Regions from separate parts of the Homo sapiens genome. Here region 1 is linked to region 2. The links are chromatin contacts, found by Hi-C in ENCODE. All regions are on one chromosome and are shown on one strand. Each heading gives the region's core, a stretch centred on a gene start or an enhancer-like site at or near the end of the contact. The rest is flanking DNA. Distances are from core to core; before and after follow the strand shown. Region 1 has its middle 5.6 kb from the start of LINC01283. Region 2 holds the start of LINC01282 (long intergenic non-protein coding RNA 1282).

Region 1 (2,700 bases), core at 184-2,683, 49 kb before region 2:
TGAGAGATGCTTCTGCGACCTTGGACAAGGGCTGCCAGATGTACAAATAAATACAGGACTCCCATTTACATGTGAATTTTAGATAAACAACAGATACATTTTTAGTGTAAGTTCTGTGCAATATTGGGGGCATACTTACACTAAAAATTGTTGTTTGGGCATATTTATACTAAAAAATCATTGTTTATTGGAAATCCAAATTTACCTGGGCATCTTGTATTTTCTCTGGCAACCTGAATCATGGCTGGAAAGAAGGGTGAACTAATTAGGAAACTGGAAATGATTACAAAGTCCTGGATTTTGTGTCATTCTGGACTGGATAAGGCAGATTTGTGAGCCTTTTAACCTTTATCATACCTAATCTGGGAGTGGTTTGCACCCCATCATCCTCTTGGGCACCCTATACAGCTAACTGCATGTGAGGACAGTCGGGGAGAAACATCACTCAAGGAGGTTAAGGAAATGACCACAACCCAGGGGTCTGTTCCCTGAGGTGAAAACCCTAGTGGCCTTCAAGGCTGTAGTCATACATTTCCCAGGTAGCCTTAGAAGGAGTAGCAGTACAGAGTGCCAACAGCAGAAAATGGAAAGTCTTAATCACATTCCTTTCTTTGGCTACCATCAGCATGACAGCAGTAAAATTGTGTTTCAGCAGCAGGGGGCCCAGCCAACCTGCTACTGGTCACTTCCCCACAGGGCCTGGGACTGAGGACTGCATGAGTGCTGGATACTAACTCCATGCCTCACCTTACTCTAAGCATGTCACAGAGATTAGCACATTTAATACAGCAACAACTCAAGGAGAGAGGTAGAACCTCAGATGAGGAAACTGAAGCACATTAAATCACTCAGCTCTGAGATGGGAGATCTGGCATCCAGACCCAAGCAGTGTGACATGGGTGATGTCACTTCTAGTCACTGTAACACACTCCTCAGAACTGTTCCTGGGACCATGAAATAGTGCATGTAAAGGACCCAGCCCAAAGTCACTGCCCAGGTGGAGTCTGAAGGTGTCCATTCCAGATATCGTCATTATTTTAATATTACTCTTATCCCCATCTTCTCTTGAGCCCTGAAAATGGCAGTCAGCCCTAGTGATGGTGACTGTAGAGAGACCAGGCTGGTCTGTCTTCCCGAGGGCTGCTGGGCAGCCCAGATAAACTTTTCAATCCCTTAATCCCCTTCACCGAGACTGCAGTCACCTCCTGCCTCCATCTTGCAGGCCATGAGTTTATCGCACAGTCAGAAATAGCTGCCAGGTCCCCTGGAAAACAAGCCTGCAAAAGAAGCCTGTGAAGCACAAGCTCCAGGCAGGAGCAAACCAAACAACAACCTGCACTGCGGTCAGGCAAAAAAGCCCCTCTGTGTTTGTTATCAATGCTGACCGGGTGCTGGGATGGTTTTGGTTTTGGTTTTCTTTTAACAGTGGCTTAGCTGTTTTTATAAGAGCTGAATTCTGATGCTAGGCCAGGCAGCTAAAGTAGAATCCACCCAATATTCCCCCTCCTTTTACAACTAGCCATAGGGAAGTCCTGAATTTGGGCTCCAGATCTCCCAGCTTTCAGGATACACTCATCTGGCCTCTGCCTTGCCCTCATCTTAAGTCCTAGAGTGTTGCTAACAGGGGCAAGATAAGGACACCGACAGGGTGGGCGCCTCTATATGCTGTCGGTGCCCCGCCCTGTTCCCTCAGCCTGTTCAGGCTGACTCCTAACTGCCAGTGTGTGTGTCTCTTTGCCTGATGGCTTTCTAGAAACTGTGGACCACCACACTGCCCGTGCACATGAAAGAATTACATGACTATTGCAAGCTAGTGTATAAACAGCCCAGCTCCATGAATGAGATAACTTGGATAAGGTTGTGCGTTCTCCACCAGTGCTACTTGAAGTGTGGTCTCCAGGCCCTTGACAAGCTGTGAAATGTTTATTGCTTGTACATTTCAAGGTACATACACAAATGGAAAGTTGGCGTTTACGAACGTTTATAGCAATTTGACATTGCTGTGACATTTTAATTGTATTTTTACAAAAGTATCCACTTATAATGGATTGATAACAACAGCAGACAACCTGGTACTTTCCCCAGACAGCTTGAGAAGCACTGGTCTCTCTAGTTCCTAGTTTCCCCAGTGGGATTAAACTCCAGTTGCCCACCGTGCCAGCCAACTTGATAATGCACCTTTGACTGGCTCCCTTTCGTTACCTGTCTCATTTTCCTACTCCGCTACCAGTGTTTCTTGCATTTCTCAAATAAACTATTTGCATTCATTTCTTTGTTTTGGGGTCGGCTTCTGGGGCAACCCAAACTCAGACACCCTCCCTTGTAAAAGGCTGCCCACGCTGCCATCTGCTGCCTGGGGCATGTCACTGGTGGCTCCTTCATTTTTTCCCCAAGGAATTAGGTAGCCCATTAAGGATGATAAATTTATCTGCCCACCTCTGCATTTCTTCCAGCATCCATGGCCTAAGGTCATGAAGTCACTGCCCTCGGCGTTCTTTGCTTTTTCAGAATGACACACTGGCTGGAGCTGACAGAAAACACACTTTCAGACAGTTGGCAGCCAAGAATCATCAATATTCTGCTTAATATTGAATGCCCCCCACTGCCTTTCTAAGATGGGCTCTTACAGGGCAATGTGGCTTCAAGATAAAGGTCTGAAGCATGCCCTGGGCAGCAGATAGTGGCATGGGTAGCCTTATA
Region 2 (2,700 bases), core at 90-2,589:
TCTGTGAAGTAAGTGTTCTTCTCACTTTAAAGAAGAGGAAATAGGCTCAGAAAGAGTAAGTGACTCGCCCAAGGTGACACAGCTGATAACTGACTGAGCTGGGATTGAAGCCTGTGACCATCAGTCATTCTTTCATTCAGGTATGTTTTGCCATTGTGATGTGTGCTTTGAAGGATGCCAAAGAAGCCTGGGTCTCAGCACCTGATGAATGCTCTCACTGGGGAACTAAACAATGTAAATTAAGCAGTCAAAGATGAGTGCCATTCTTTGTTCATTTATTCATTAATTCAGCAAGAATTTATTGAATGTCTACAGTGCCCAATATTAGTGAATAGTAGTAAACAAACACAATGATTACCTTCATGAAGCTTATATTCTGGCAGGGGGTATAGAGAAATAATATAAATAATAATTGCAATTAATAAGCTGTTCATTCTTCCAATTACTTTCCATCAGCCTGGATTACATTTGGCTGCATAGAACAAAACCAGACTCCAGGGGCTTAAGCACAAAAGGCTTTATTTTTCTTCCATAAATAAGAAGTTTTGAGATAGGCAGCCTAGTCCTGATGCATTTGCTCAGGAAATTCAGGAATATAGACTGTTTTTCACTTCTGGTTCTGCCAACCTCAGATGGCCAGATAGTGGCTGCTCCACCTCTCAACATTGTGACCGTGTCCCAGGCAAAATAATAGGATAAGAGTTAAAGAAAAGAATCAAAGGGTTCACTTCTGCCAGGTCTTTCCCTTTAGCAAAACAAAACCAAAAACCTTTCCTGGGAGTACTACTCAGCAACTTTTACCTACGTCTCTTTGAGCAAAACTGGGTCACGTGCTTGTGCATAAATGCAAGAGAGTTTGGGAAGAAGTAGTTTAACTAAGTACATCATCACACCAGACATAATGGGGGTTCTATTAGTGTAAGGAGCAAATCGATAGTGGGTAGTGGGTAGGCAGTGTTGGGCACAATTCTATTCTGTCTCTCAATTTACATGTTGAATGAGGTTGGAAAAAGTCATTGAGTGTGAGGAAAGGAGATACCTGTGAGAACCAAAGACCTCAGCTGCTTCTCTTCTCTCATGCTGTCTCCTCCTGCTGTCCTGGAGTATACTTGCCAACAGGTCTGTGAGATCTTAAGAACTAAGAGAGTGAGTACAGAGTAACACATCTTCAGTTGAATGATGCAGAGGGGTCCTTGTCTCTTTAATTATTATCTAACGTCACAAAGATCATCTTTCTCTGGATTATGACAAAGTAGCTGATGCTGTGAGTACCCCACCCACATTCCCCTTAGCATTTACCAGTCCTGTGCATGCCAGCCTGATTTCTGACTGCAGGAAGCTGTGTCTTGCAGCCTGTGGGCTTTTTCTGGCTGCTGTGGCCCACTACGCCTGCAGCAGGACTGGAGGCTTGCAGGACTGATACCCATTCCCCAGAGCAACCCTCAACCAATGACCTTCAGGATTGGGTGGATAAATATCCCAGCTCTCTTACTCTTCAGGTAGAATGGCTCTAAGATGTATTTTCTACATTGTCTTCCAGAGTTCCCTAGTGTGATTATGTTCCACTTGCCTGTAGTGATAACCTGCTTGATAATGTACCCTTTATTGGTGGCCTTTCCTTCCTTGCCTCACTTCCTGTGATGTTTAATTTTATATATCAATTTGGCTATTCTGTAGTACCCAGTTTTTGGACAAACACTACTCTAGATGGTTTTGTGAAGGTATTTTTTTTTTTGAATGAGATAAATATTTAAATCAGTAGACTTTGAGTATAGCAGATTACTCTTCATAATGGGAAACCTGTTATGTGGATGGGCCTCATACAACCAGCTGATGGTCTTAAAAATCCTGAGGTTCCCAGAGGAAGAAGGAATCTGCGTCCAGACTGCCTTCCAACTTGGATTATGGCAAGTCCAGACAGCAACATCAGCACTTCCCTGGGTCTCCAGCCTGTCAGCCTGCCCAGAAGATTTTATACTTGCCAGGACCCAGGATCATGTAAGCTAATTCCTTAAAATAAACCTGTCTCTATCTCTATCTCTGTCTCTCTCTATATCTCTATCTCTGCATACAAACATCCTATTCTGTTTATCTGAAGAACCTTGATTAATATGCTTCCTCATTTCCTTATTGGTCTTTCCTAAATAAACTATTTGCATTCAAATTCCTTTCTCAGGATCTGCTTTTGGGGGAACCCAAACTCAGACAGGTCATGTGCCAACCTGTGGTCATCTCTATTATTAGTATGGATCATGGGAAAGGAGACTACACCAACACTTTGGGTAGTCATTCAGGACCACAACTTGGTTTCCCAACAATGGCCTGGACATCAGAGCTCACTGTCTCATCTACAATAAAACTTCCCACCAAAATGCTGTTATTAATGCAACTCAACAACTAACTTACAGCTTCTGGATGTCTCTATTCATATTTTGAAGAGAGAGAATCTCATTCAGTTTTTATCATGTATTTGCCCCCAGGCAAGACATCTACAGTCAGGAAAGTAGAGTCATATGGCAAAAACATGAGTATTATGTATGATGGAAGCAAACCCTGTGCATGACATGGACAATTTTTAAAGAATAAGGACTGGGCAGCCACACCAATAAGCATCTGCTACACTGATATTGAAGCATTCTGCCAATTCTAAAACATAGTGTTATTAGCAATTATAATGACAAAGAACATGAGTGAGACTAT

What was found. A loop is a pair of places that touch in the nucleus more often than their neighbours do.
Region 1: a loop to region 2 is called in a map of posterior cingulate gyrus, with 3 times the contacts of the local background. The contact joins the enhancer-like site here to the promoter of LINC01282 in region 2. A Hi-C loop is called at or near these places in 1 of 168 maps with a recorded cell type or tissue (posterior cingulate gyrus).

Annotation. Positions count from the first base shown.
Region 1 is chrX:39,439,049-39,441,748 of GRCh38, reverse strand. No RefSeq gene overlaps it. Among named protein-coding and RNA genes, the nearest start is that of LINC01283, 5.6 kb to the right of the region's middle. RefSeq lists enhancers at 1,057-1,106, 1,197-1,476. Within about 2 kb of position 1,433, at least 4 of the 41 ENCODE cell types and tissues checked have a DNase peak (open chromatin) inside an H3K27ac peak, as active enhancers do.
Region 2 is chrX:39,390,413-39,393,112 of GRCh38, reverse strand. LINC01282 (long intergenic non-protein coding RNA 1282) reads left to right here and starts at 1,339. Exons shown (of 6, transcript NR_110385.1): 1 at 1,339-1,499.